Linked DNA regions of Homo sapiens: region 1 is linked to region 2. A link is a loop called in an ENCODE intact Hi-C map of the cell type or tissue named here. Cell type or tissue: PC-9. All regions are shown on one strand. Links, peaks and the distances in the headings refer to the core of each region. The heading gives the core; the rest is flanking DNA. Region 1 holds the start of MMP12 (matrix metallopeptidase 12). Region 2 overlaps MMP13 (matrix metallopeptidase 13).

Region 1 (16,271 bases), core at 3,641-11,640, 67 kb after region 2:
CCACTTTGGGAGGCCAAGGCAGGCGGATTACTTGAGGTTAGGAGTTCAAGACCACCTTGGCCAACATGGTGAAATCCTGTCTCTACTAAAAATACAAAAAATTAGCTGGGTGTGGTGGCAGCTGCGGGTGCCTGTAGTCCCAGGTACTTGGGAGGCTGAGGCAGGAGAATCACTTGAATCCCAGAGGTGGAAGTTGCAGTGAGCCGAGATCGCACCACTGCATTCCAGCCTGGGCAACAGAGCAAGACTCTGTTTCAAAAAAAAAAAAAAAAAAGTCAGCTGAGAGCAAAAGAGGCTTCTGAGAACCCTGATTTATTTGGAAAGTGGACTACCTGCTGGAGAAAAGTGAGCAGGTTGCCTGTACTAGCCAGTGATAACATCTCCAGGCTTTTGTTTCAGTTTATTTAAAGTCTATTGCTCTATATTAACTGTCTAGTGGTACAATTTTTTTTTGTGGTCTTTGAAGGCTAAAAAAGGGTCTACAATCCATGAAGTTTATATACTTTCTTGAAAAATGAGGCAAAACATACTATGCTTAAAATATACTAATAGTAACAATAGTAAGACTAATATTAATGATAATACAGCACACCTACTATGTAGAAAGTACCATGTTAAGTATCTCTCCTGTGTATGTAGTATGTGTGAATCTCAGTCCAGCTGTGCCAAATATATTGCATTTTCTTCCCTAACATTATTTTTTTATAGTTTTATTTTCATTTTTTTTACATTTTTTTATTTTTTTATTTTTTTGACCCTTCAAAACTTCAGTTGTTTGTTTCCTTTAATTAACATGCAAGTGGATTACACATCTTCCATAATTATAACATGGAAATGTATATGAACAAAATATACACATTTTTTGGTGAATGTCTAGGGAAGAATGGTGTCAGTGAAGTTCATCCAAGGTTTAAAGCAGCAGCATCCATGCAGCAAGGGCATGGTCAGCGTTTGGGGACAGAGGTAAATATCTGTAATCCATGCATCCCTTTGATTTCTTCTTTTAGTGCCTGATTAACCATGTGGTACTGCTGAACAGTTCTCTTCTGCTTAAATTCTTCTGATTCAATTTTAATTTCATTTTAAATTCAATTTAAATTAATTAATTCAATTAAATTTCTATTTAATTTCAACCTCCTGAAATGTCAGTGACTTTGATCACTGTAGCTCAAGGAAACTTTTCTTTGAGAATTTGGGTCACTTTGAGCTCCCTTTCATTCTGGGAGGCAAATATCCTATGGACATAGCGGATCCCGCAGAGCAGAGGTGCTGCCGCGGCTGGGCTTCATGCCACCATGTCTGGCTGATATCTACACTTTTAAATAGAGACAAAGTCTCATTATGTTGCTCAGGCTGGTGTCAAACCCCTGGGCTCAAGCAATCCTCCCTCCTTGGCCTCCCAAAGTGCTGGGATTATAGGCATTAGCCACCAAACCTGGCCAAATTTTATTTTCATTTTTAAAAATAAAGATAGGGTCTCACTTTGTTGCCCAGGCTGGTCTTGAACTTCTGGCCTCAAGCAATCATCCCACCTCTCCCTCCCAAAGTGTTCGGATTACAAGAGTAAGCCACCATGCCCAGCCACTTCCCAAAAATTTAACTTCTATTCTGAGCCTCCATCCCTTTCGGCTGGAAGGAAATTCAGCCGTAATCATCTGGAGTTCCATCTCCTCCCTATTGGTCCACCCAGCCTGCATATCTTCTCAGTTCTGCTCACTGCTGCTTTTGTGGCATGCTTGCTTCAGGGAAGTTAGAGGCACCAGGCCCTGCATCTCACTTCCCTGCAGCATCCCGTGATGATTCCTTCTGTGGTCTCACCACATCCTTGCAGCGCTGCCATAGAGTGGGGCTCAGTTCTTTCTGGCACCCAGAACCCACGGACTCTCCCACCACTCTCAGTATTAACTCACTTCAGGAGAAATTACTCTCTTCTTAAACTGTATTCACTTTAGTGGATTTAGGCTCTTGGAAAGAAGTAAGAATGTGAATAATGTGCTCAGGGTCATAAATGCCGAGGCAAGCAATGTGGCTTCTCCCCAGCATTTCTCTGAGGCTGGGACTCCAGGAGAATAATTCTCTTCTCAGGTAGAAGAAAAAGAGGCCCTCTGCATAGTCCCTGGCATCCACCTGCAAACCCTACCTTTTTTAAGTTCTGTGATCTGACCTCTAGGACCCTCTGGTGTTTCCTTTGAAAATGAGGATAATGGCTGGGTGCGGTGGCTCACACCTGTAATCCCAGCATTGGGAGGCCAAGGCGAGTGGATTACCTGAGCTCAGAAGTTCAAGACCAGCCTGGCCAACATGGTAAAACCCCGTCTCTACTAAAAATACAAAAGTTAGCTGGGCGTGGTGGTGTGCACCTGTAATCCCGGCTACTCAGGAGGCTGAGACAGGAGTATCGCTTGAACCTGGGAGGCAGAGGTTGCAGTGAGCCGAGATCACGTCACTGCACTCCAGCCTGGGCAACAGAGGGAAACTCCATCTTTTTAAAAAATGAGGATAATAACTTTTGCCTGTGCTGATGCACACCTGTAGTTCCAGCTACTTGGAGGCCGAGTTGGGGGGATCACTTGAGCCTAGGAGTTGTAGTGAGCTATGATCGTGCCACTGTACTCCAGCCTCAGCAATAGAGTGAGACCTCATCTCTAAAAAAATAAATAAGTAACGTTTGCCTCTTTATGCTTTAGTGATGATTAAATGAGGCAATGTATTATAAATACTGGGACATACTATCGCTGCTCACTAATATTTATTCTCTTCCCCTTAGCCCGAGAGGAAAACATCGTGCATCTAAGTCTGCAGCCAGATGAGATTCTGGTTCTCCACCACTGTATTCCTGGTGCCTAGAACTACCTTGAAGTTAGTAGGTGCTCGGTAAACATGCATGAATGAATCTAGCAAGACAATAGGGCCCAAAGGACATCAGGAGTGAACTTCCCTTGTGGAATAGTCATTACAGGGAGGATGTGTTCCCAAGACTCACTGAAAGCAAGAACTGGCCTTAACCACAGCAGGAAGGAACCTGTTCTTGGAAGATTGGCGGGAAGTCTCTTGAGAGAGTTGTAGGATGTAAGATACAGAAAAAAAAGCTGCTAAAGATACAAAGAAGTGAAAGCATGTCCTCACTGGAAATAAAAATAGGATATTGCACTCAGATTTTGATTCTCTCTAGGCCTTGACTCACCAAGTGTCCCAGATAGGTCAAGTATGAGGCGATCAAGACCCCTTGGGCAGCCATGGAACACTGACGTCGTTACAAACTAAGGTCGTGGAGTCAAGATGACCACTTTGGGCAAAAAAGAATTCCACTTCGATTTGATAAAGCTATGCTCAAGTGACTTGCTTAATAAAGCTATGCTCAAGATGACTTGCCTTGGAATCTTAGCTCTGACATTTTATGACCTTGGGCAATCACTTCAAGCTCTTTCTCACTTAATTTCTTCATTCGTAAAACTGGAATAATAATGGTAGCTACTGGAAAAGAGTTGTTACAATAATTCCATTAAATAATAGGGAAAAGTATTTAGTCTACGGCCTGACACACTGAGGGGTCAATGATTGCTATCTTCCTTTACTGCACTCTTAGGTAAGCCTCTAAAAGAGGTTGGTAAAGGGAATGAGAAGGGAGATCAACTATCTGCCCAGATCTCTCTCCTGTGGTAGAAAGGAGCTATGAGATGATTCTGACATAGGCCCAGACTGGAAGCTGGGGGTCCCAGCAAAGACATGGCTTCCAGGGGCCACACTGAGGAAAGCAAGAATCAAGGGATCATTGTCAATGCTCTGTGTGAAGAAGAGCACGTTTACGAAAGTGTAGAAAGTAGCTGACTTCAGAGTTGCTCGTGAGAAAGTGCTGAGAGCAGTTTCCTTATCATAAGGCAGATTTTGTAGCACCAACCTTCCAAAAGCATCTATTATGTTTTTCCTTCTTTAGCCAGACACCAGGACATTCCAGGGTATATCCCTGATACAATCACCTGAAGTCATTTGTGGTATCATCCCCAGGAATCCAGAGGCAAATCTAAGTACGTCATCAGCAAGGACAAGAAGGGAAGAATTCTTCCAAGATATACAAAGAAATCTCTTTCACACGCCAAGAGTCTGTCCATGGAGGAAGAAAACTTCAGCTAGTTCACCTTTCCTTTTATGGATGAAGAAATGGAAATTCAGAAAAGGGAAGTGAATTGCTTAAGGAGACATCTGGGAGATCTCCTGACCCTGTCCTGACTTGTTGCTATAACACATTTCATTTTGTCATTTTGATGTTTTTTCAAATTTGGGTCTTCTTATGAATATCTTTTTTTTTAAAGACAGGGTCTTGCTGTGTTGCCCAGGCTGGCCTCGAACTCCAGGCCCAAGAGATCCTCCCACCTCAGCCTCCTGAGTAGCTGGGACTACAGTTGTAAGCCACCCTTCCAAGTTCTATGAGTATCTTATTACTGCAAACACTACAAAAATAATACTGTGATACATACTTTCCTGCTTTTTAGTTAAAGCCATGCTATCCCCTTTGCTCTTGCAGGTGCCAGGAATAAGCAGACAGTCCTAGCAATATTGTAGGTGGATCTGGGTTCCCAAGGGTGGTAGCAGTTCAAGGTCTGTTCTCTGGAGGATAAACTTCTGCCATCTCCTCCCCTGCCATGGCCTGAGCAGTGCCCCGCTGCTAAGGTGACTTCAGCTGCTAGGGCTCCCCAGGAATTGGCCCAGAGCACCTCTGAGGAGCATAATGTTTGGAGCCATCTTAGGCAGTTGTGTTCACATAGAAAAATTATCTAGTCCTACGTGTACATCATAAGGTAGAGACAATGTGATGACATATACATATGTGCTGTTAGTGATTTGATTATTTTCCTGTTCTTACTCTCCAACAACAAGGTAAATATCTGGGGACAGAGAGAATGACTCAAGCATCTTTGAACTGACTTTGACTTTGCAGCCTGGTTTAATGGAAGCAGAAAGGCTTTGGAAACAGACTTGGCCTCAAACCTCAGCTATGCCACCTACTAGTTGTGTGGCTTTGGATAAGTTAAGTTCAGTTTCCTCATCCATAAATGACTACTGTGAGGATTAAATAAGATGGTGCATGAAACTGCTGGCAGCTGTTAAAGCCTCTCCATAAATTTTAGTTCTGTTTCCTTTATAATACATAGATCAGGGTTTCTCAACATTTATTACTATTCCTGATAAAGAGGCTTTGTAGACACTTTAAAGATTTCCCCCCATACAAATTTAATAGCAGACATAAATTGTATATCTGCTCATGTGCTGTATGCATATCTGTCTTTTATACACAAAAATATATATTTTTGCCTTTGATGACCAATTTTTCACCCAGTTGGGGGTGATATCGCCCCCATTGAGAAAGGACATCTTAATGGAGTAGCCTGTAATCTACACCACAAGATCAGTAAGTGACCCATGACACCAGTGTCACCTGGTCTGATGTGGCATCTCACCAGAGGATTGATAACAATTTTCTGGAAAACATTTATAAAGCCAAGTGATCTGGATTTAGAGATACTATTTAGATCACAGAAGGCAAGTCTGTTAAACTTTGTGTCATTAAAAAGTGACATTCTCACAGCAGAATAACCAGCTGTATTTGTAGGTTAGATAGACACAGAGAAAACAAATCAATGGCTAGAGAGAGGAGAACAGATCAGCAAGAATCTGCATAGTTCTCTGCAAGAGTGAGGCAAGATAATTTTTAAATTGGAAAATTATTTTTTTCTATATTTTTCTCCTTTTCTTTAAGCCTCACTCAAGCAGCCAGCAGACTGTTTCCCAGGCCACTGAGGTGGGTAAGAGCAATGGCTAAATCTTAACACACTCTTACGTGCACCCTACCGCACCATCCAGACCGTCCCCATACAATCAGGAGGCAGCGAACTTATGGTGTGATTTGAAGGGGTGTTGAGTAGAATCTATCCTCACACCGCAGCACCACTGCTTGCAATTCTACCTTTGGAATTTTATTCCCTGACTTGTAAAAGTTTTTAGTGCTTAAATATTCTCTATTGAGTAAGAGACAGATTCTGTGCAATGGGACAATTAGGTCAAGAGGGAAAGAAGCTGAGGTGATAGGCAGATAGATTCCAGAGGCAAACTTTTCCCATCTGCTAAAGTTGAAAAGAGTTAACCCACATCCTACCAACGCTAGACAATCTAGGATGTAGGGAAAGTTTGTCTCTGGAATCTATCCAGGTACCCAGTTGGGACTGAGCTTCAGCTTAGATGTCTGAAGATGTTAAGTTATAGAATCAGGATCTGAGCCGGTACAACACGTGGAATAAACAATGAAGTCGATGTTACAAATTTTTTTTTGCTACATGTAAAATCTCTGTATCACATTTCTCTAGGGAGCTGGATTCCGTTTAGAAAGCACTCATTTACTCCAGGAAAAGGATTTTATTTAATCTTTCAACATTTACTTTAAAAACTTTTTTTTATCTATAATGAATATAAGGAAAGTATTATAATGAAAATCAAGAATATCAGGCTTTAAGAAAATATATTTTAAGTTCTCCTTCTCTTTTAGTTGCTTGATATTTCTTTTACAAGGGCTTATTTTGTAGGATAGGTGGACGTAGAGGCTTATTTATCATTTTGAAGGTACATACTCTGAATTGCTTGAGTGATGGACTAGATGCTAATTGATCCATTGTCGTCTGAATAAAGTCATGCTTTTGTTTGCATGTTTTTGAGATAGATCAAGGGATGATATCAACTATGAGTCACTCATAGGATTCATATTCACAGAACCCGGACTAAGGGCTATATAAAGAGGAACAGTTCAGGAACTTAGGCTAGAAAGGAACACAGTAAACTGAATTGATCCGTTTAGAAGTTTACAATGAAGTTTCTTCTAATACTGCTCCTGCAGGCCACTGCTTCTGGAGCTCTTCCCCTGAACAGCTCTACAAGCCTGGAAAAAAATAATGTGCTATTTGGTGAAGTAAGTATGGACACTACAGTATTTATCGAGCTTGATGTTTGTCTTTAAGATTTAATTGCATTAACCAGTTTGTTTGTTTGTTTGTTTGTTTGTTTGCTTTTACGTATCAGCTGAAAATTGGTCTAGGAGGCTGTCTGCTTTCAGTATTAAGTTTTACTTTGTCAAAGAGGAATATAAAAAAGAGGTATTGGTTTTGAAGGACTGTTATGAAATTGGCAAGTGAACTTGTTTCTTCTTCTAAAAACCTTTGGCCAAGAAATTTCCATTCAATATAATTGGAGTTCACTTCTGTTATGGTATTTTACACTAATCATTAAATGCCAGTTAATAATCTGAGATCTGAACAATGGCAGGATTAATATAACCACTTCAGGCTGCCATGATAATTTAAGCATATTCCCTTTACCCTCAGTCATCTCAGTTATATCTTTACAGCTTTTCTTTTTCTTTTTTATGGAGATGGGGTTCCACTATGTTGCCCAGGCTCGTCTGTAACTTCTGGGCTCAAGCAATCCCCCGCCTCAGCCTCCCAAAGTGATAGGATTACAGGCGGGAGCCACCATGCCAGGCCCCATCTTTATAGCATTCTTTATGGATTTTTTTCAATTCTTAAATTCTTTTCCTTAATTAAAAGAGTTTGGTCTCCCTATTTTCTAAGATGATTTTAACATTGAATTTATCATAGTTATCCATTTTGTTTAGCTTTGAGTTTTTAAGCAAGAAATTTGTGTCCCAACTTATATTAATAACATTAATAATTCATGTATCCTTTTGTTTTCTTTTCTTTTTCTTTTTTTTTTTTTTTTTGAGACAGGGTTTTACTCTGACACCCAGGCTACAGTGCAGTGGCACCATCTTAGCTCACTGCAACCTCCGTCTCCTGGGTTCAGGTGATCCTACTGACTCATCTTCCCAAGTAGCTGGGACTACAGGCATGTGCCACCACTCCTGGCTAATTTTTGTATTTTTAGTAGAGACAGGGTTTCACCCTGTTGCCCAGGCTGGTCTCAAACTCTGGGGCTCAAGCAATCCTTCCACCCTGGCCTCTCAAAGTGCTGGGATTACCGGTATGCACCACTGTGGCCAGCCTGGGTGACCAAGAGAAACTCCTCTGTCTTAAAAATGAATAAATGACGTTTTAAAAAAGATACTTCCACTGGGATTCCGGGAATAAATCTAGCTAATAGTTTATGACATGTCTTTGTTTTTTTGTTTGTTTTTGTTTTTCTTTTTTTTGAGACAGGGTCTGTGTCTGTCATCCAGGCTGGAGTGCAGTGGTACAATCACGGCTCACTGCAGCTTCTACCTCCCAAGCTCAAGTGATCCTCTCACCTCAGCCTCCTGAGTAGCTGGGACTACAGGCATGCACCAACGCTCTGGGATAATTTTTGTGTTTTTTGTACAGAGGAGGTTTCGCCATGTTGTCCAGGCTAGTCTTGAACTCCTGGGCTCAAGAAATCCTCCTGCCTCAGCCTCCCGAAATGCTGGGATTACAGGCCTGAGCTACTGCTCCTGGCTGACATGTCTTTGATAGCACAAAAAATTAAGGTTTTTTTTCCTGATTATAATTAATTGTCCAAAAAACAATAATCTAACCTGTGAGTAAGATGTGCAAAATTCCTGGTCCAAAAGCATCAGTGTGCAATTGAGTCATATATGTGGAGCTCCCAACAGAAATTTTCTGTGTGTACTTACACATTGCTGAATGTATTTTTTTTTCCAGAGATACTTAGAAAAATTTTATGGCCTTGAGATAAACAAACTTCCAGTGACAAAAATGAAATATAGTGGAAACTTAATGAAGGAAAAAATCCAAGAAATGCAGCACTTCTTGGGTCTGAAAGTGACCGGGCAACTGGACACATCTACCCTGGAGATGATGCACGCACCTCGATGTGGAGTCCCCGATGTCCATCATTTCAGGGAAATGCCAGGGGGGCCCGTATGGAGGAAACATTATATCACCTACAGGTAACGTTGGTGTATGTCGCCCTGTATTTTTCTACTTTCCCATAGGTCTGACTTCTAACCTGAACCAGTTAGACAGCCCTAAATCTGGAAGTAGATAAAGTAACCTCCCTCCATTGTTAATGCTATCTCTGCTAAAATTCATTTTCTCTAGAAGGAAGAATTGTTCACTCAGGGGAGAATTGTTTGGCTTGCCAGTCCAAAGCAGATTTTAAAAGCTGCAAATAGGCCAGGCACGGTGGCTCACGCCTGTAATCCCAGCACTTTGGGAGGCCAAGGTGGGTGGATCACGAGGTCAGGAGATGGAGACCATCCTGGCCAACATGGTGAAACCTCGTCTTTACTAAACACACAAAAAAATTAGCTGGGCGTGGTGGCGCGCACCTGTAGTCCCAGCTACTCAGGAGGCTGAGGCAGGAGAATGGCGTGAACCCAGGAGGCGGAGCTTGCAGTGAGCCGAGATCGTGCCACTGCACTCCAGCCTAAGTAACAAAGTGAGACTCCATCTCAAAAAAAAAGAAAAAAAAATCTGCAAATAAAAGGAGAATGAAGCTAAATTTACTATAAATAAGATAATTTACTATAAAGAAGAGACAGGGAAGTTTATAGAGTAGTCAAGATGGATAAATGCAGAACCTGGGAGCAGGAGCAAAAAGCATAACCTTCTATGAAAGCAAATCCTTCACAGTGATGATCTGTGAGTTTTAAATAGGAAGAAATTAAGTTAGATTTTGGTTAAGGAGGAGGCTGTCCAAGAAAAAATGTTTCTGTAGTTAATGAAGCAAGTTTTAAAATCTGGACTCTTGATTTATGAAATGATCCATTTTCCAATTGTGCTAGCAAAAATGAAGTATTGTGGTAAGACAAAATAACACTGCCTTCCATACATTTTTCTCTCTCTTTTTGCTGATAAAGAATCAATAATTACACACCTGACATGAACCGTGAGGATGTTGACTACGCAATCCGGAAAGCTTTCCAAGTATGGAGTAATGTTACCCCCTTGAAATTCAGCAAGATTAACACAGGCATGGCTGACATTTTGGTGGTTTTTGCCCGTGGAGGTAGGGAACTTGTATTTCATCTTTGTCATTTGGCATGATCTATAGGATGTATAGAAGGACTAATTTTCTTTCCTTTTCCAAAAGCTCATGGAGACTTCCATGCTTTTGATGGCAAAGGTGGAATCCTAGCCCATGCTTTTGGACCTGGATCTGGCATTGGAGGGGATGCACATTTCGATGAGGACGAATTCTGGACTACACATTCAGGAGGTGGGCAAAACAAACAAACAAACAAACAAAAAACTAAGCAAACAGGAAAGGAAAACAACAAAAACCCTAACAAATTCAAAATTCTGGTTTCGAGAGACTACATTCTGACAAATGATTATATGATGGAAAATCTTGTTCTGATTATAATTTTGCCTCTAAATCAAATTTAACACTTCGTATGGGTCTCAATTTTACTCTCTGTAAATTGAGGATATTAAACTAGATCATCTTGAAGATCAGCTCTAACAATCTATGAGGATGCTATGAACTATGAGCTAGTTCATTAGCATAAGCTCAGAGGAACCTTAAGAAGCATAATATGAAAAGGTAAAAGCTGTTAATTAGGTGGTAAGTTTTTTTTTTTGAGACAAGGTCTTGCTCTGTCACTTAGGCTGGCATCACGTATCATGATGCTAACTTACTACAGCCCGGAACTCCTGTGCTCAAGCAAACCTCCCACTTCAACCTCCCTAGTAGCTAGGACCACAGGTGTGCGCTACCCACCCGGCTAATTTTTTAATTTTTTATAGGGACAGGATCTTGCTATGTTGCCTCGAGATCCTCCTGTCCCAGCCTCCCAAAGTGTTAAGATTGCAGGCAGCCTAGGTGATAAGTTTTTGACCTAGTGAAATCCATAAGCTCAAAAGCAAACACATACTAATTCTGTGTGTGCCAACAATTAGAGGATAAGATGGTCATCTGTATGATTCATAATATGCTGACAATTTCTTAGATTCATAGTGAGCAAGAAAGAAAAAGTTACAGAGAATCTAAGCATCCCTATAGAGAAACACAAGATTATACAGCCATGTACTTTCATGTGGTCTTGGGATAAAAATTTCAGAATGCCCAACTGAACATTTAATACCTTGGGGGCATTTACATAAGGACTGTAACTTACCATCCTCCTCAGATAGTTGACATGGGGTTAATTAAACTCCCCTGTTATTTAGAGGAATCACTAGCATGGGAAAACCCTAACCATCATGACAGAAGCCTTCTTAATTTTTCTATTGGAAATTTTAGATTCTATGACTCCCTCATGTGGAAAGTAAATGAGGAGAAAGTCATCAATAATATTCTCTACTCAGCATCCTCCTCTCTAGCTGATATTGCACAAGTTGGATGGCAATACTTTTATAAATACTATGTCCACCAGAAAGACTATTTGTTTTAGTCTAACACATAGCCTAAGGCTTATAAAGTTTTTGAAGAGAAGAGGACTTTTGTATTGTCAAAAGACAGATCATGTAGGATTAGGTAGTTGCTAAACTGCAAATCCTCAGCCAGACATGTTATATGTGCCTAAATTTTATCCAAGGTTATTTGGGGGATTGTAATTCCTTCATCTAAAATGGGATATGTGTGCTAGTTAGCCTCAAAAAAATGTTTTGGAATTCTAATAGACCTTAGAAGAGTAATTTAATACAGCTTTCTGTAGGTAGAGGAAATTAAGACAAAGAGAAGGTTAGTGGCTAGTTTGTGGAAAAGCTGGGCCAGAATATGCATTCCTACCTCTCAACCCAGTATTTTCTATCTGTCCATATTGCCTTATTTTTTAATTGGATTGATTCAATGCTTTCAAAAAGTGAAGTTATTTATGACAATTATAACTTAAAATGCTTATTTTCAGCCGTTTTTGTTGTTGTTGTTGTTGCTGTTATTTGCTTTTTTTGAGATGGAGTCTTGCTCTGTTGCCCAGGCTGGAGTGCAGTGGTGCAATCTCAGCTCACTGCAACCTTCGCCTCCAGGGTTCAAGCAATTCTCCTACTTCAGCCTCCTGACTAACTGGGATTATATTACAGGTGCTGGCCACCACGCCCTGCTAATTTTTTTTTTTTTTTTGGCAGAGACGGGGTTTCACCATGTTGGCCAGGCTGCTCTCGAACTCCTGACCTCAGGTGATCCGCCTGCCTTGGTCTCCCAAAGTGCTGGGATTATAGGTGTGAGTCACCGCATCCAGCCTCAGCCTGTTTTCTTTTACCCAGTAAATCAAATAAACAAATAGGTCAATGTTTGCTGACCTATTCTATTATGGTATTGGGTGATGAGGTTACTTGAGTACAGAGATGAAAAGTACACAATTCAACCCCTGAGCACGCAATCTAGTGAGAAACAGAATACAAACATAAACCCATTATTTCCAGATGAGGATCAGTGGTGGTGGCTCATAGGCATATTATAGGAATTGAGAATAGTTCAGGTTTAGGATAAATTGTAAAAACTTTGCTTACTCTTCCCAGTCTTGCTGGGAAGGTTACTGGACCCATGATACAGAAAATTCTTGATTTGTGTCTAGACACTCCCCGAGAGAGGTGTAGACTCTTTGCACTTGGGTATGGGAGAGTATTCCAAGGCCAGGCTCTGCAGCTAAGTGACGTGTGACTCTGGGCAAGTCAGTTCTTCTGAACTACAATTTTGTCATAGAAAAAGACAAAAATGAAGGCATTGGACTAGGGGACAAGAATGTTAGTCAGGAATTTTCAAATATTCTGCAAATTGAGCAATTTGAGAGAAGGGACATACCCCTCTCTCTTCTCTTACCTACAAAGGTGCATTCTCTAGGACATAACACAAAAATGAACAAGGATTTCTTATGGGACTCAAAAGAAAAGCCAGATATAAAGCCAGACTATTTTAATCATAGATAAAAATGGTGAAGTCTGAATGGGGCTCAAAAAAAAGACAGAAAACACTGTAACTTGGTAGTCCAAATATGTCTAAATTATAAGTATAGACTCTTTTAAGAATTATTTATTTTTTCTCTTTTTTGTTTTTTATATTCTTTCCTTGAGTCATATAGACTCTTTAATTTTATTTAGAATCATGTGTAGTAAAAGCAGAAACATTAATCTTGGCTCAAGCACTTAATTTGATTTAATCTTATAAATACTGTTTCCTCATCTGTAATGGAGAGCACAGTGGCTTCCTTTCATTTGTATGAGAATTAGACATAATGTGTTACATTTCTCAGTGACTCACAGTACCTGAAACTTAATGATAGCCTTATATTTGGGCTTACGAAAAGACGATTGCTAAAGACATTTTTTTCTATATCTAGTAAAGCTTCATGAAGACTAAAAATAGAATTGAGTCATGAGAGTTGAGAATTATTTAGAAGCAATGAAAACTGTTGAACGCAGCTGTGAGTTATTCTAGGAATTTTTACAACAGAATATATTTCATTTGTCTACTAGTACAGAGGTCCCTAACCCTAGGCAATTTTGTCCCCAAGGAGATATCTGACAATGTCTGGAGACATTTTTTGGTTGTCAAAACTAAAAAGGATTTGCTACTTGCATTTAGGGGTAAAACCTGAGATTTCTAAACAACTATAATGCACAGAACAGCCCAGACTACTGAACTGTAATGTCAGAAGTGCTGAGATTGAGAAACCCAACTCAAAAGGGTAAAGAAATAAGTAAAAGATTCTCAAATCTTTCTTTTTCACTGTGTCAGATATTGTGTTCTTGTCCAAGATGATAATGCATTTCACAGCTGTCTTTTGGTTGGTTTCTTCTTAGGCACAAACTTGTTCCTCACTGCTGTTCACGAGATTGGCCATTCCTTAGGTCTTGGCCATTCTAGTGATCCAAAGGCCGTAATGTTCCCCACCTACAAATATGTTGACATCAACACATTTCGCCTCTCTGCTGATGACATACGTGGCATTCAGTCCCTGTATGGTGAGTTGAATTCTTTATCATTTTGCCATATAAAGATACTCGCTTTTATGAATAGTCTAACAATATCTATATTTGGATAAAACGTTAATATCTGTCTTTTTTTAAGCCGCATAAGAACCCTGTGTGGCAGGTGACACAGGTATTATCTTCATTATACAGATGAGGACAAGAGACCTAGTATGTTAACGTCAGAGCCAGAGGCAGAACCAGAGGCCTCAAGTCTGGTGTTCTTTCTATCCAAGATACCATTGCCTTACTGATGAAGGCCCACACATTAAACAATCTATTATAACTGGAAAAGGAAAGTAAAGATAATCAGATTTTCTTCCTCCATGATATTGCAACCATGTGGAAAAAAAACCTTACTTTATACTTCCTGTGAATGTTATAGAAAGCTTAAAATGATTTTGATGCAATGTTCATTAAGAAAATTGAGTATTTAAAACATAACTGTTCCTCCTCTGAACTACAATGCAGATTTTGTTTACTAATGCTTCTCGAAATGTATTTTCAGGAGACCCAAAAGAGAACCAACGCTTGCCAAATCCTGACAATTCAGAACCAGCTCTCTGTGACCCCAATTTGAGTTTTGATGCTGTCACTACCGTGGGAAATAAGATCTTTTTCTTCAAAGACAGGTAGGATCATTTTCATATCTAACCAATATTAAAGTTTCTGCCTTTAAATTTTTTTTGTCAGAAAACAGTGGAAAATAATTGAAAATGAAGTAGATGAAACTTGTAAGCAGGAACTTGGACTCGATTCTGTAGGCAGTGAGGAGATCTTAAAGGTTTTGAAGCAGGAGACAGGTGTAATTACATTTGTGTTTTAACTAGAAAACTGGTGTGTAAAAAACGATTTGCAGTAGGAATCTGGGATGGGGATTTAGAAGATAAGAAACAGAAGCCAGACTATTTTAATCATAGATAAAAATGGTGAAGTCTGAAACCAAGACTGTAAAACAGTACCTATGCAAGAGACTTGATTTCCTGGTTATGGAGGAGAGAATTCCAGGATAACTTATGGTTTCTTTCTTAGAACACAGACTGAAGCAGATGTTGGTGGTAAGGAGGGGCAGTTGGGAAGACTAACATTTGTCAAGTAGGACAAATATTTCCCATTTTTGAGATTATAAGACTGATACACTTGAGGATAGTGACTTCCTTGAGGTTACAAAACTGGTGAGTGAATTGTAGGGTCGAACCAGAAGCTTAGATCCCTGGATTCCAAGCTCCAGGGTATTTCTGTATACCAGATTGCTTGTTAAAGTCATTGTTATTATCAAAGAGTTGATTGATATCCTTTTCTTGTGGATCCATGAACATCAGACATCCATGGAACAGAATGTGAAGACAATGGAAAGAAATATTGGGTCTTTTCACAGTTCCCTCCCATTCACATGCCATGGTTCTTGAGTCTACATTGTCTTTTAACATGTGTCAAATGTCTTTCATGTCAGGTTCTTCTGGCTGAAGGTTTCTGAGAGACCAAAGACCAGTGTTAATTTAATTTCTTCCTTATGGCCAACCTTGCCATCTGGCATTGAAGCTGCTTATGAAATTGAAGCCAGAAATCAAGTTTTTCTTTTTAAAGGTAATTCTAATCTTTAGTTTTGCCATTGAGTTTACTTCAAGGAAGAGAATAAATTGAGAAGAGACTACTACTTTTTAATAGATATAGACCAAGAAAGCACTCTTGATTTTATTAATAGTGGCTCGCTCTGAAGTGTAAACTAAAATAGCCTAAATACCTAAGTAATATATACAACTTCTGGGAAAAGTTTGTAAACTACAAAATAGTAATACTTGTGAAAAAAAACCATGGGAACCATAGAAAAGAGACTATGTTTAAGATCAATAAGCAATAAATATTATAACTGTTGGAAAGGAATTATGTTGTTTATAGTAAATCAATATTTTCTTATTACTCTTCCTGTATAATTCAAATTTACCCTATTTCTTTGTCTTCACAGATGACAAATACTGGTTAATTAGCAATTTAAGACCAGAGCCAAATTATCCCAAGAGCATACATTCTTTTGGTTTTCCTAACTTTGTGAAAAAAATTGATGCAGCTGTTTTTAACCCACGTTTTTATAGGACCTACTTCTTTGTAGATAACCAGTATTGGAGGTGAGTTTTAATGGTTGGTCATTCGACCCCTCAGATTGTGAAACAGATATGGAATGAGGCTTTCTAGAAGGCACATTTTCTGCGCAAATTCCCAAAGCTCCTTGACCTTCCAGGGAGAGAGATTAAGAGAATATAGGACTGAAATAGTTATTGTCAACTTAGTTCTTTGTGTTTTTGGTTTCTGATATATGAAATAGTAGATAATGTGTGTTTTTTTTTAAAAAAACACTCTAAATAAAATGTCATCTTATTAATC
Region 2 (16,271 bases), core at 2,911-10,910:
CACACTATTGTAAATGTCATACTAGTCATTCATTTTCATTCCATGTCAGCTCTTTCAGGCAGACCCTCAGACATGTATTTAAAAGTCTCAAGCTCTCTTGAACACACACACACACACACACACACACACACACACACACAATACTCAAACATTCCTCTTCTCAAACATTCTTTTCTTAGCCATTTGTTGTGCCTCTCAACCATCTTTGGCACCCCCTCTTTCTTTCTTTTTTTTTGAGACTGAGTCTTGCTCTGTTATCCAGGCTTGAGTGTAGTGGCATGATCTTGGCTCACTGTAACCTCTGCCTCCTGTATTGAAGCAATTCTCATGTCTTGTGTCTCAGTCTCCCAAGAAGCTGGGATTACAGGCATGTGCCACTACACCCAACTAATTTTTGTATTTTTAGTAGAGACGGGGTTTTGCCACACTGGTCAGGCTCCTGGCTTCCAGCAATCCACCTGCCTCAGCCTCCCAAAATGGTGGAATTACAGTCGTGAGCCACCACACCCAATTGGCACCTTCTCTTTCTAATCTTTCTCCTGTATTCTCTTTCTTGTCACTTTCTCCTAATTTACATGTAGCTCCATCTTCCGTGGCCAAAGAGGATACCAGCATGAGTACAGGAAAAGATTGGTTTAGAGAAGGCCCTCCTATCTGCAGAGTTAGCTGATCCACTGGAGAGGTTGACCAGGAAGCTGACAGGCCCATAGTTTATAAAGTGAAACTTTCTGAAGGGCGAGTGAAGCTGGAATGTTTAAAACACATGTAAAGATTTAGGCAGCATTGACATCAACAACATTTAAGAGTCCAGATTCAAGTCTATATTTGGGAATGGGAATATCTCATCAGTACCCTACATTCTAAATGTTTAAAGTGGAAACTTTCCTCCATCTCTACATACACACAGTCTCACACACACACATGCATACCCGCACACACGCACATACCTGTATATATCATCTTTGCCTTTTGACTTATTTCTGACAATGACATTTACAACATTCTAGAAATCACTGCCAGCTTCTACCAGGTACCGCATTTCATTCCCTACCTCCATAAGAAGTATATTGTTCAGTCAGGATTAATTGCTTACTGCATCTCAGATATGCTGTTTTTTATATCCCCTTAAGCTTCTCTTAGGCAATTTTTTTTTGCCAGAAGATCCTTCCCTGCATCTCTCCCTCTTGAAATTCTATCCATTGTTTAAAGTTCATTCGAAATATCTTTTCATCTACAAAGCCTCTTTTGATTTCCCCATTCAGGGGTTATTGCCCGGCTTCCTGTACTCCCATGACATTTCATGATTACTCTCTCATGCTTGACTTCTATTGCCTGGCGTTGCAGTTATGTGTATACACATGCCTTAGCTTTATTGGTAGTTTAGTGGTTCTTATCTTTTACTTGTTGGAACATACCTCCAAGATATTCAAAAAGCTCTCATCAGTAACAGTAGTGGCACCTTATGGGAGCCTGTTTTCCTAGGTTAATTTTAGGATATGTTTGCCTGGTTAGGGTGTGGCTGTGGGCAGGGGAGAAGGAGCTTGAAATATGCAGTTATGGAGGGGGAAAGCTATGCTTCCCTTCCTACCTTTAGTATTACCATATGCCCCTACAACTTTTTAGTACAGAAATTAAACCTTAAATATTTTTGTAGCCATTACTGTACACTAAGTAAGTGCAAGTAAGTGCAAGTTGTCTTACACATAGTGAGAGATCAACAGCTAATTGTTCTATGCACAAACATGCATTTATTTCATGCTTAAGAACATGTTCCTAATGACATACTTTTATAACAGATATATCATTTGTGAAATGGAAATGAGCTTGTAACTCTCTTTAAAAAGATGGCCTTTGGGCAAGTCAACAAATACTCGTCAAGCATCCACTGTACACTCAGTATTCTCATTCCTAATTTTAAAAAGCTACCAGATGCTTTAAATGGACTGAAAATTTTAAAATTCTTGTCAATTTTGAAAGATGCCATTGTATCTATTGTATTATTTCTAAGGTACTTTCTAAGAAATATAACTGACTTAGGAGTTTTTTTTCTTTAAATAGATATGATGATACTAACCATATTATGGATAAAGACTATCCGAGACTAATAGAAGAAGACTTCCCAGGAATTGGTGATAAAGTAGATGCTGTCTATGAGAAAAATGGTAAGTAGTTACATTGCACTGACTTTAAAGAGGAGCTTCTGTAGCCCCTCAAAACTCTTTTCTGTACAAAGCATTTTTATATAGGACCTAGATGTGTTAATAAATGTATGGCAGTTAAGGAATTAATTGTTCCTGTGTGACTACCTACAAAGACAGCAAACCAAAAAAAACATGGTTAGAATAAATAAGAATTTTACTTAATGATTGCTAATTCTATAAATACGAGATGCTAAACCTTCAACATTACCTTAATCTATGCTTAAAGATGCCAAAATGCAAGGATATTGCCAGAATTCAAACTGGCTGTGGAGTGGGAAGTAATTTATATATAAAGACTCATAACTACCTTAACTATATAGTGACTTTTTACTTTAATTATGTTCTCAACCTTTTTTTTTTTTTTTGACAGAGTCTCACTCTGTCACCCAGGCTGGAGTTCATTGTCGCAATCTGAGCTCGCTGCAACCTCCGCCTCCTGGGTTCAAGAGATTCTCCTGCCTCAGCCTCTGGAGTAGCTGGGATTACAGGTGCCTGCCACCATGCCTGGCTGATTTTTGCATTTTTAGTAGAGATGGAGTTTCGCCATGTTGGCTAGGCTGGTCTTGAACTCCTGGCCTCAAGCGATTCACCCGCCTCGGCCTCCCAAAGTGCTCAGATTACAGGCCTGACCTCACCGACCTCCTTTAACTATGAAAAGAGATATTATTGATAACTTATAACAAATAGGCTGGGTGCGGTGGCTCATGCCTGCAATCTGAGCACTTTGGGAAGCTGAGGTGGGCGGATCACTTGAGGTCAGGAGTTCAAGACCAGCCTGACCAACATGGCGAAACCCCATCTCTACTAAAAATCCAAAAAAAAAAAAAAAAAAAAAGCTGGGAGTGGTGGCATGCACCTGTAATCCCAGCTAGTCAGGAGGCTGAGGCAGGAGAATCACTTGAACTTAGGAGTCAGAGGTTGCAGTGAGCCAAGATCACTGCCACTGCACTCTAGCCTGGATGACAGAGTGAGACTCTGTCTCATATACGCACACAAAAATCGATAATCCAAGTAGCAAAACTGTGTAGGAGGATTCACACCTTAAAAGAACAACTAAAAAATAAAAATAAAAAAATAAAAAATTTAAAAAGGAACAACTATTAAAGAACTAATAGAGTTTAAAAAGAAAAAGTTTGAAATTCCTACAAATGGGATCTAAGAGATTGAACCATTAATATTAACTGGATTAAAACCTTATTATTTTCAAACTCTGAAATTGTCTTTATGCTTTTTCTTATAGGTTATATCTATTTTTTCAACGGACCCATACAGTTTGAATACAGCATCTGGAGTAACCGTATTGTTCGCGTCATGCCAGCAAATTCCATTTTGTGGTGTTAAGTGTCTTTTTAAAAATTGTTATTTAAATCCTGAAGAGCATTTGGGGTAATACTTCCAGAAGTGCGGGGTAGGGGAAGAAGAGCTATCAGGAGAAAGCTTGGTTCTGTGAACAAGCTTCAGTAAGTTATCTTTGAATATGTAGTATCTATATGACTATGCGTGGCTGGAACCACATTGAAGAATGTTAGAGTAATGAAATGGAGGATCTCTAAAGAGCATCTGATTCTTGTTGCTGTACAAAAGCAATGGTTGATGATACTTCCCACACCACAAATGGGACACATGGTCTGTCAATGAGAGCATAATTTAAAAATATATTTATAAGGAAATTTTACAAGGGCATAAAGTAAATACATGCATATAATGAATAAATCATTCTTACTAAAAAGTATAAAATAGTATGAAAATGGAAATTTGGGAGAGCCATACATAAAAGAAATAAACCAAAGGAAAATGTCTGTAATAATAGACTGTAACTTCCAAATAAATAATTTTCATTTTGCACTGAGGATATTCAGATGTATGTGCCCTTCTTCACACAGACACTAACGAAATATCAAAGTCATTAAAGACAGGAGACAAAAGAGCAGTGGTAAGAATAGTAGATGTGGCCTTTGAATTCTGTTTAATTTTCACTTTTGGCAATGACTCAAAGTCTGCTCTCATATAAGACAAATATTCCTTTGCATATTATAAAGGATAAAGAAGGATGATGTCTTTTTATTAAAATATTTCAGGTTCTTCAGAAGTCACACATTACAAAGTTAAAATTGTTATCAAAATAGTCTAAGGCCATGGCATCCCTTTTTCATAAATTATTTGATTATTTAAGACTAAAAGTTGCATTTTAACCCTATTTTACCTAGCTAATTATTTAATTGTCCAGTTTGTCTTGGATATATAGGCTATTTTCTAAAGACTTGTATAGCATGAAATAAAATATATCTTATAAAGTGGAAGTATGTATATTAAAAAAGAGACATCCAAATTTTTTTTTAAAGCAGTCTACTAGATTGTGATCCCTTGAGATATGGAAGGATGCCTTTTTTTCTCTGCATTTAAAAAAATCCCCCAGCACTTCCCACAGTGCCTATTGATACTTGGGGAGGGTGCTTGGCACTTATTGAATATATGATCGGCCATCAAGGGAAGAACTATTGTGCTCAGAGACACTGTTGATAAAAACTCAGGCAAAGAAAATGAAATGCATATTTGCAAAGTGTATTAGGAAGTGTTTATGTTGTTTATAATAAAAATATATTTTCAACAGACAATTGCTATATGGTACATTGTCTTTAGGTATAATTTCAATCTTTCCTCACCCAAAGAGGGTTCATTGCCAATATTTTTATTTTTGGAGACAGAGTCTCTCTCAGTTGCCCAGGCTTGAATGCAGTGGTGTGATTCCAGCTCACTGCAACCTCCACTTCCCGAGTTCAGGCAATTCTCCTGCCTCAGCCTCCCAAGTAGCTGGGATTACAGGTGAGCGCCACCATGCCCGGCTAGTTTTTGTATTTTTAATAGAGATGGGGTTTCACCATATTGGCCAGGTAGTCTTGAATTCCTGATCTCAGGTGATCTGCCTGCCTCAGCTTCCCAAAGTCCTGGGATTACAGGTGTGGGCCACTGCACTGGACCCTTCTTTTTTTTTCTTTTTAAGAAAAGATGTTTAGGCCAGGTTCAGTGGCTCATGTTTGCACTCCCAGCACTTTGGGAGACCAATTGTTTGGGCCCAGGATTTCAAGATCAGCCTGGGCACCATGGTGAAACACAGTCTCTACAAAAACAAAACAAAACAAAACAAAAAAAAAACAAATTAGCTGGGGGTGGTGGTATGTGCCTGTAGTCTCAGCTACTAGGGAGGCTAAGGTGGGAGGACTACACGAGGCAGGGAGAGGTCAAGGCTGCAGTGAAATGTGATCACACCACTGCACTCCAGCCTGGGTGACAGAGCAAGACCTAGTCGAAGAAGAAGGAGAAGGAGAAGAAGCCAGGTCCCAGCTACTCAGTAGGCTGAGGCAAGAGGATCACCTGAGCCCAGGAGGTTGAGGCTGCAGTTAGCTATGCTTACACCACTGCACTCCATCCTGGGTGATAGAGTGAGACCCCGTCTCAAAAAATAAACAAACAAAAATAGAAAAGATGTTTCACTTGATTTCAGAAACATTTTCCCTATGTTTAACCATTTTCTTTCATGATACTTCTCTCTCATGGATAGACAGACAGACAGACAGATATACATAAAGATATATAGATATAAAGATATACATAAAGGTATATAGAAAATATATATAGTCAAGATTGTTTCCTGACTTCCACCTTTACTCCAGTCTCAATTCAAAATTCCAAATCCAATTGGTGTTACCTTGATGAGTGTCCTTCCACAGTAACCAAAGCATCGAATTCAAATTATAGCAAATGTCTATTTGGAGTTTACCACTGGTGATAGGGGTAGCATTAAAGAGAGCTGATTATGAACTGAGCAGATGGTCCTAATAGAATCTTCTATGAAATAGGTTACAGGTAAAATACAGATAGCCAGTTTGTATAGATATTCACGAATGGGGTTGAGAAGACCAAATGAATGTTTTATGAGAAGTAATATTATATTCACAAATTAAAGTGAGAGTGCATTTACCTAGAGCTAATGTACTAGGCAAATGCACTGCCTTAAAATTGAATTGTAGCTAGTAATGGCCTCTTCATCAGATAATAAGGGTAAAAGGTTTGAAAAACTCCTCAAAGTGAACCAATAGCATACTTGTATTTGGAATAGGAGAAACTGACAAGATCTTATATTGGTGTAACAAATTTTGCTCTTGGAATTATCCTGGGAGAACTTTTGTATTAAAGCAAAAATATTGTCCTGGATTTCCATATCCTCATGTCAGAATAAAAACACGAAAACATATATAACAGAAAGATAGCCACCATAAAAGCTACCAAGTTTAACTCACTTCCCGTTTAGAAAAAAAAGTGCAGCTCTCTGCACGCACAGTTTTCTCGGAGCCAACAGGAGTGGATTAAGCCCTGGTCACAGAAAATACCTTGATTTACGGATTCATCACGACGCTGTGAGATTTACAATACTTCCACTAGGTGGCACCAGCAACACCCTTTTTAAAAAGGTTGAACTGGTCAGAGAATTCAATTAAGTCACAAAACCAGTGCTTTGTTCTTTAACATAAGGTTGAGGAACTTAGCCACATCGCTGATTGTTTAACTCCTGACTTTACATTACTGACTTTCAAGTAAGATTTAATAGCTATGGAATTCAAGAACAGCTTGCTCCAGGTTTCTTAGTTTTTGTATATGAGTTCCCCTCACTGATCTCTCAGAGGTGAGTCGGAATTCTGTGTCATCCTGACTTGGTGGCTTGATGAAGCCACCAAGACCTGAAGCATGCACCCCTTAGAGCTAGGGCTTGTGAGTCATCTCAGGCCCCTGGGTGACAGACTCCAACGTGAACTACAAAATGCACAATCTACACAACCAATAGAATCAGCACTCCAAAGAGAAAACAAACCAGCACTGTTCTGGCACCAAGAGGGAGGAAAACCCAAACTACCAGGCATGATAAATTTTGTTTTCTAAATAAAAAAGTGGGCCGGGCACGGTGGCTCACGCGTGTAATCCCAGCACTTCTGGAGGCTGAGACAGGTGGATCACCTGAGGTCAGGAGTTGGAGACCAGCCTGACCAACATGGTGAAACCCCGTCTCTACTAAAAATACAAAAATTAGCCAGGCGTGGTGGCGGGCACCTGTAATCCCAGCTACTTGGGAGGCTGAGGCAGGAGAATCGCTTGAATCCGGGAGGTTGAGATTACCAACCAAAAAAGTGAACAATTGCTTATTACCTGAGGACAATGGCGAGTTTAGAGGAAGAAAGGCTTTACAGTTTCCGAAGTTTCTTTCTCACATGGTTTAGTTTTTCTAATTTTTTGGACTTTTATCTGCCTGGTATATTGAAGTATGCGAAATGCTGATTTAAGACTCCTTGATTTTGTTCTACCTCACTGCTTACAAGACACTCAGATTGAACTGCAGCTAATAATGATCTCTGGAAAATAAAAAATGTGCTGAGTTTATAGCAACAGCATGGCCATTTTTGTAAGAGTTTATCATGATGTCTTAATTGACCTGAATTGCCAAAACTGCCAGAGGTGTGTGAACCAGAGCAACTCCATCTTAAATAGGAGCTGGGTAAAACAACGCTGAAATCTACTGGGCTGCATTCCCAGACCGTTAAGGTCTTCTACGTCACAGGATGAGATAGGAGGTCGGCACAAAATACAGGTCATAAAGACCTTGCTGATAAAACAGATTGCAGTAAAGGAGCTGGCTAAAACCCACCAAAACCAAAATGGCGATGAGAGTGACCTCTGGTCATCCTCACTGCTACACTCCCACCAGCGCCGTGACAGTTTACAAATGCCATGGCAACATCAGGAAGTTACCCTATGTGGTCTAAAAAGGGGAGGCATGAATAATCCACCCCTTGTTTAGCATATCAGCAAGAAATAACCATATAAATGGGCAACCAGAAGCCCTTGGGACTGCTCTATGGAGTAGCCATTCTTTTATTCCTTTACTTTCTTAATAAACTTGCTTTTACTTTGCACTGCAGACTCACCCTGAATTCTTTCTTGCGTGAGATCCAAGGACCCTCTCTTGGGGTCTGGATCGGGACCCCTTTCCTGTAACAAAACTATACCCTAAAATTAGGTTCTGTGAGAAGGAAAATTTCTCTTTCATACATGAGCCCGAATAGGTAAAATTCTATTGCATAAATGCTATCTGAGTTGTACACACATGGAGAAACACATACAAGTATATGCAAAATTCATTGTAACCCACTCTAGAATTACTCATTCAATAACGTCATCACACATCAACTGGGCAAGGAACAATTGTACGTACACGATATTGAGAGAATTCTGTCTCTTAAATTTTGATTGCAATGAAACTGGACTTACTATCCAAATCCACCTGTTATGCCTTACAGTTTTTTATAAGTGAAGATAGTGACACTCTTTTTTCATAATTTATGCAGGATTAAAGGACATTGCACAAGCATCCTTATCTGTGTTCCATCTTTTGTGCTTATCTGTGTCCCATCTCTTGCGCCAAAAATATGTAAAATTAGCAACTAAAAAGGTTTATTTATTTTTTGTTTACTTGTTTTAAAATGGTTACATATACCAATAGCCTTCCTTTTCTGGACAATCTTCTCTTTCCTTTATTAGACTGGGCACTAAAAGCCTGTACAGGTCACAAGCAAAACCATTCATGAGGCCCTTCCAATTCTATCTAAAAAGGAGTGTTGTATTCTGGAGTTAAGAGCATCTGCCTTTCTGGGTTGTATCCTTTGGCCAGCTCGTGCCTCGGCTCAGTGAGTGCTCAGGGCCTTGTGGATTTGCTTCCAAAACAACGCAAGGAAAAAGAAGTCTGAGTTGTGTTTCTGAGCACATGGGGTACAATGTGTACACTAGTGCTGGCTCAGTTTTTGGCCAACTCTAGTTCTGAGTATTGTGAGCTGAGCAGAGGGCTGGGACACAGCATCAACTGTGCCTCCAGCCACATCCTTTTCTGAACCCATTTATAAGGCTTTATCCCTTAATAAATAAGATATCTCCTAAATACTTGCATTCCTAATTTCATAGGAAACATCTAAATTGTTTTATGGTTTGAATAACAGCAAGATAAGATACAGGTTAAGGAAGCAGAATCTCAAGGAAGTGAAATAATGGGCAATATTTTGCAGTCATCGTAATGGAAGTCAGATACTTGGCAACAAAAATTACCCAGGCATTATGTGGGATTAACTGGAATATGAATTAAGGGCTCAGAGCTATTTTATGAGAAATGCACTGTACACTCTGTATATGAAATATGCTTCTACTTGGTATTTACTTTTAAAACATTTCCTGAAATCTTTCAATGGGGCAGCTTTGGGGACTAGAGAAATATGGCAATATTGTGTGTCCTGTGTTTACATAAGATACAAAAATTTAGAGAAACGTATTAGATCATCTGATTTCAATTCCTTCAGTTTACAAATAAAAATCTGGGGCCAAGAGAGAGGAAATGATCCTTTCAAGAGCATACAATAATGCTGAAGACTAGGCCACAAACATCATCCACTTTTCTCCTTCTATCTTGTTAACTCCTCTACTCTCTTCCACAGGCCAGGGCACAGATTGTCTATCAGGGGGCATGAAATGTAATTCTACTGGAATGATACCACTAGCCTGATGGCATCCATGTCCCAGAGTCAAGGGAAGCTGAGCTGATGTCTCTATATTATCTTGGATGCTCAGCCTTTGCTGACCATCTTCTCCCCACTGCTGAGGCTGCTTGACCATGACTGACCTTAGTCAAAAGAGATTGAGGGAGTTGAAACTCAGGTGTCTGCAGCTCAATGAAAAATCCTTGCCAGAACAACTTTGACTTTGTATCTAGTTTTGAAAACTGGGTTTCTGTGTTTTCCCCAAGACTGAGTCCCCACTTTTGCTACAGCATAGAAAACTGGATCTCTCCATTATCCTCTATGCCAGAGTCTCGGCTTTTTATTTTTATTTTATTTTTAACTCTTATCTTAGATTCAAGGGTACATGTGCAGGTTTGTTGTATAGGTAAACTTGTCTCACGGGGGTTTGTTCAGATTATTTAGTCACCTGGGTACTAAGCTTAGTACCCAACAGTTACCTTTTCTGATCCTCTCCCTCCTCCCACCCTCCTCCCTCAAGTAGGCCCCAGTGTCTGTTGTTCCCCTTTTTGTGTCCGTGTGTTCTCATCATTTAGCTCCCACTTATAAGGAGAACATATGGTATTTGTTTTTTGGTTCCTGTGTTCGTTCATTTGCTAAGGATAATGGCCTCCAACTCCAACCATATTCCTGCAAAGGACATGAGTTTGTTCTTTTTTATGGCTGCATAGTATTCCACGGTGTATACGTACCACATTTTCTTTATCCAATCTACCACTGCTGGGCATTTAGGTTGATTTCATGTCTTTGCAATAGTGACTGGTGCTGCAATGAACATAATGTGTGCCTTTGTCTTTGTGGTAGAATGATTTATATTCATTTGGGTATATACCCAGTAATGAGATTTTGGGGTCAAACGGTAGTTCTGTTTTTAATTCTCTGAGAATTGCCAAACTGCTTTCCACAATGGTTGAATGAATTCGCACTCCCACCCACAGTGTATAAGTGTTTCCTTTTCTCCACAACCTTGCCAGCATCTGTTATTTTCTGACATTTTGCTGATAGCCATTCTTACTGATGTGAGATGGTATCTCACTGTGGTTTGATTTGCATTTCTCTAATGATTAGTGATATTGAGCTATTTTCATATACTTCTTGCCTGCATACATGTCTTCTTTTCAAAAGTGTTTGTGTTCTTTGCTCACCTTTTAATGGGGTTGTTTGGTTTTTGCTTGTAAATTGGTTTATGTTCCTTATAGATGTGGGATATTAGAGTCTCTGCTTTTTAAATACTCTTTTCCCAGTGGATACTTTTTTTTTACAGACAGGAATCTTGCTATGTTGCCCAGGCTAGAGTGTCATGGCTATTCACAGATGCAATCATTATGCGCTACAGCCTCGAACACCTGGGCTCAAGCAAACCTCCTGCCCTCAGTCTCTTGAGTAGTTGGGACTACAGGCACCTGCTATTGTGCCTACCTTCTTTCCGTTTGGTTGACGTGAGGGGCTCAAGTTCTGGTTCCTGCCAGAGGTTGTGTCCCACTATTTATGGATGAGAGGCTGGCCTCTGCCTTTAGTGAAGACATAAATATTGAGACAAATACATACAACAATCTTACATTTTACACTATTTCACACAGCTTATAGTTTTCCTCTCCCTTTTGCCTTTAGCCATAAAGTTGACTTCTTTCTTCAGAAAGAAAATAGCTGTCAGCCGGGCATGGTGGTTCATGCCTATAATCCCAGACATTTGAAAGGCTGAGGCAGGTGGATTGCCTGCAGGAGTTTGAGACCAGTCTGGCCAACATGGGTTTAGTAGAAACCCTGTCTCTAATAAAAATACAAAAATAAGCTGGGAATGATGGTGGCACCTGTAATCCCAGCTGCTCAGGAGGCTGAGGCAGGAGAATCACTTGAACCAAGGAGGCAGAGGTTGCAGTGAGCTGAGATCATGTCATTGTACTCCAGCCTGGCTGACAAGAGCGAGACTCCATCTCGCTCTTCCCCCACCCCAAAAATAGCTGTCAACTGCAAAGACCTGCACCCCCACTCACATGAGTGCACACCCTATAGCGTTGCTTGAGACATTGTCAGAATAAATGCCAATCCCAACCTTTATTCTTCCAGCTCCCTCACTGTCATCTCCTGCAACAATACATGTTCTTTGACCTCCTCAAGGCCACCTTTACCAGAGTCCAGGTCTGTCCCTGACACTTATGAGGCCCCTCCTCTGGGCTGGTTCTTCTCTTCCGATCCCTGGCTTTGCTCTGCATTGCAAGGGACTTTAGGTGCAAGGGTATGGACATGCCACCTATAGGTCCCTCCACATCTGCTGACCCGGTAGTCCATTGGCCACCACTAGGGGTGTGCACATCATTGAGGGGTTCCACCCTTGGGAGAATGAGCCTGTGGAAGAGGCCCACTGAGGCGTTGGAAGTAGGAAATTCAGGGGACCTGTGGTCTAGAGCAGCCCTGTCTAAGAGAACTATAGCACAAGTCACATGCAGAAGTCTACATTTTCTAGTGACCACATTAAAAGCAGTAAAAAGGAATAGGTAAAATGAACTTAAATGATATATTTTATCTTTTTTTTTTTTTTGAGACAGAGTCTCATTCTGTCACCCAGGCTGGAGTACAGTGGCATGATCTCGGCTCACTGCAACCTCCACCTCCTGGGTTCAAGCGATTCTTCTGCCTCAGCCTCCTGAATAGCTGGGATTACAGGTGTGCACTATCACACCCAGCTAATTTTTGTATTTTTAGTAGAGATGGGGTTTCACCATGTTGGCCAGGCTGGCCTCGAACTCCTGACCTCAGGTGATCCACCTGCCTTGGCCTCCCAAAGTCCCGGGATTACAGGCGTGAGCCACCATGCTCAGCTAATGAAGATTTTTTAAAAAGATGGTTTTACCTCCTGTTTCTCACATAAAGTCTTCAAAATCTGGTGTGTGTTTCATCCTTAACAGCATATCTGAATTCTGACCAGCCACATTTCCAGTGCTCAGTAGCTACCCGTAGCTACAGAAAGGGACAGTATAGGAAATGGGTGGGTACAGGCATCTGAAGGCACATCCCTGAACCTGCAGAGAACTGCAGCCTGGGGAGAGCAAAGCAGGCCCAAATACAGGGTGGCGCTGTCACCTTTTCTAAATCTAATAGCCTCCTTTTGTCTCACTGTATTCTAAATCTACCCCAGACCTCTCGACAACAGTCCTGCTCCTTTGCCCTTTTCACCACTCCAGCCTACCAACACTTCTATTTCCTTTCAAAATGAGGAACGTGGAGGAGTTGTTGGAGGAAAACACAAAGCTGTTGGAATCTGAAGTCTCCACCTTCAGGAGTATTGGATTTTATTTTTTTATTCTTTATTCTTTATTTTTATTTTTTGGGGGTGGGGATGGAGTCTTGCTCTGTCACCCACGCTGGAGTGCAGTGGCGCGATCTCGGCTCACTGCAACCTCCGCCTTCCAGGTTCAAGCATTCTCCTGCCTCAGCCTCCCGAGTAGCTGGGACTACAGGCGCATGCCACTGTGACCGGCTAATTTTTGTCTTTTTAGTAGAAATGGGGTTTCACCATTTTGGTCAGGTTTGTCTTGAACTCCTGAGCTCAAGTGATCCACCCGCCTCAGCCTCCCAAAGTGCTGAGATTACAGGTGTGAGCCACCACACCTAGCCAGGAGTATTGGTTTGATGATGAGGATGGTCCTGGGTGGCTGCAGTAAAGAAATTGGAGCCAATGTGATAATACAGACAATAAATTATCTATAAAACATTATGTAAATCAGCCTCAAGGCAGTTCTTAACCTGCTCCCAGAAGAATGATGTGAAACACTGAAGAAACTAAGTAGCCCCTCCAAGTCTCAGTTTCTAAAATATGGCTGATAATAGTAACAAACATGTATACTTTTCTATGTGCCAGGGATGTTTACATGCTTCACATACATTAATTAACTTATTGTCACAAAAGTTCTATTTTTGTTCTTATGAGTGAGGAAGAAAGCACAGAGAGGTGAAGAGACTTGCCCTAGGTCACACAACCAGTATGTGGAAGAACTGGGATTTGAACCCAGCCATTCTACCTCTAGAACTATGCACTAAACTGAAAGAATGGATCTACAGCACTTAGCAGACTCCTTGGCACATAGCAAGTGCTCAGTAAGTCATAGCTGCTACTTCCTCAATCCTGAAGATGGCGGTAAAAGTGGGTCATGTGTGGTAGAGGTATGGGTGAGAGGTCTCACGAAATCACACACAAACCTCACCCTCAACACCAGTATCTGAAGTCATTCTTTCAGGTTTACAGCAGTGGTCCTCAAGTACTTCCTCTGTCTGTACAACCTCAGGGCCACTTCTCAGTTTAGTCAAATAATTAAGTGTTCGTATATCTACTGTGTATTTTTGAGGACATAAAGTTCTGTTTTAAAAATTCAAAAAAAAATCTAGAATTAAAACTAAAAACATGAATCATGGTTTTTTTTATTTGCAACTAATAAGTCTTGCCTCCCTTCATTTGGTTCTGGACAAACAGAGGGTCCTTCCTCGATGGGTGGTGGAATCAGAAGATCCTTCTGCCCTTTGTGAAGACCATTCGACCTTTTAGCCAACTACTGAACTATCCACACTAATGGTGATTATTGGCATGGGAATATGGTGGCTTAGGAAACAGGAACAAATGCCCAAGAAAAGATGCATTATTATTGGTCCACAGAATAAAGTTTAAGCTTTGTTTGAGGAAACAGTTTTTCTTTTACTAGATATCTTAGTTAGGCTAGTTTTAAAATTCATCTGTATTTCCTGAGCATATACAAAGCCAAGGGGGAACGACCCAGTGGTTTCTAAAATACAAAGAATATTAGCCAGTCATCAGGAATTTCTCTCAGGGAAAGGTGAAGACCAGATGGGATGATGGAAGCACTGTACTTGGGACATAAAACATCTGAGACTAAAATCTTGCTGGATCCTCAAGTGGGCACAGACAAAAAGTGTCGACATCCAATGCTTCCCTGAACCTATTTACTCCCATACTTACACAACTTGGCCATGCCATATGACCCAGTCAGCTGAAGTACAAGGTAGTCATTTTTTCCAAACATATGCCTGCCTTTATTTCTACATCAGTAATTGAATCAACTCTGAGGATTCATAGAGTTGCTGAAAACACCAAATCCTCTTGAGCCTTAACCCATTCTTTTAAAACCACGTGGAGTGTATGTAGTCATTCCACAGACAGCACATCGACATGGCCATACCCTTAGATCACTGAAACGTGTCTCACGCTATCCGGAGGATATGTTCATATCTCTCTGCCAGCTCCAGTAGTAACTGACAGTTGATGCTATCAACTCCCAATTCCTCCTCGAGAAAAGGAAGAAGATACTTTAAGGTGTTCCCTTCAGTGGTATAGTCATTGATGATTCTTTACTTAGTGAAGAAGGATTAAGACTTTGGACCTGGGGGTAAAAACACACCCTGTAGAAGCATAGTTTTATACCAGCTGAATGTATGTTACTGAACATGAAATCACAATCATCAGAATTGAGTCAAGTTTGAGAAGGCTCTCTGTATATCCCCTCTAGGCTAATTCCCATAGCTGGAGCTCTCAGGAGGTGGGCAAGCTACCATTAATAAAACTGTCGTCCAAATTTCTTAAAATAAAATTTAACTCTGAGTTTTTGTTCATTCCTTCCTAATTCACTAGGGATAGCAATACTGTGTATATAGCAAGTCAATTCTGATTACTGAGGTTGTTGGTATATTTCTCAGGGAGGAACTAAAATTAGGTTTAGGTTTAAAACTGAGCCAAGCCACTCATGTGAGAAGTTTAAGTAAAAAGTGCCAGAATAACATACAAAAGACACTTCAAAAGAAAAAAAAATTAAAAGTAGCAGGACATATTTAGTTCATCATATAAATTGACTGGCAGGTTAGAGTTGCAAGATATCAGATTATTTGATCTATATAATTTTACCACCTAGGGTTACACATCATTCCCATGGCAAAGTAGGTACATTCTCATGGTTGCTGACCACTGGCAACATACTTGGTGACCAAGGGCAGAGTAGTCTGGGAAATAACAGGCCCCTGAAATTAATTGGGTCTCCCTTCTTACCCTCAATGAAAGTGCAAAAACTTCCAGTATTCCAGTGACTCCCCGTGTAGCTTCTCTCCGAGGTAGTATAGTTCTACTACAATCCCTAGACAACCGCTCTGTTAAGACAGAGACTCATTTTATCTGTGTGGCACTGAGTAGTTTCATCTTTTACCTGTGACAAAGGATAGCGACTTTGGCATGCCCTCCCAGGCTGGCAGTCCCCGTTGTGATGGTTCCTGTACCTGAGCTATGGTGACGAGGTGACTGTGATGATCACCCGCAGGCCAGGGCTGGCTGTAGGACCTTGAATGAATCTAGCAGGTTTTCTGCTTTGGTGAGAGTCATGTTGGCTACAAAGCTTCCCAGGTTCATGGTCTTATTCTGACTCAGAAACACCCCTGTGTATGAAATGCTGGTCACTGGCTTAGA

The links. A loop is a pair of places that touch in the nucleus more often than their neighbours do. Peaks named below come from ENCODE experiments on the same cell type or tissue, not always from the same donor. Only the 100,000 strongest peaks of a DNase experiment are listed, where the experiment ranks them.
Region 1: a loop joins it to region 2, with 14 times the contacts of the local background. A loop is called at or near these places in 3 of 110 quality-filtered maps.

What each region holds. Positions count from the first base shown.
Region 1 is chr11:102,865,520-102,881,790 of GRCh38, reverse strand. MMP12 (matrix metallopeptidase 12) reads left to right here and starts at 6,809. Exons shown (of 10, transcript NM_002426.6): 1 at 6,809-6,955; 2 at 8,679-8,926; 3 at 9,839-9,987; 4 at 10,072-10,197; 5 at 13,722-13,883; 6 at 14,398-14,521; 7 at 15,343-15,476; 8 at 15,856-16,015. The coding sequence starts at 6,854. It overlaps LOC124902741 (a long non-coding RNA gene), which reads right to left. Exons shown (of 3, transcript XR_007062868.1): 3 at 15,392-16,271. It also overlaps the pseudogene BOLA3P1. In PC-9, for the core only: no CTCF peak of the experiment used is centred there; no DNase peak of the experiment used is centred there.
Region 2 is chr11:102,931,537-102,947,807 of GRCh38, reverse strand. It overlaps MMP13 (matrix metallopeptidase 13), which reads left to right. Exons shown (of 10, transcript NM_002427.4): 9 at 2,059-2,162; 10 at 3,442-4,813. The coding sequence ends at 3,542. Among named protein-coding and RNA genes, the nearest start is that of MMP13, 16 kb to the left of the region's middle. In PC-9, for the core only: CTCF peaks have their summits at 6,437 and 6,642 (motif pointing right); a DNase peak (open chromatin) is centred at 6,637.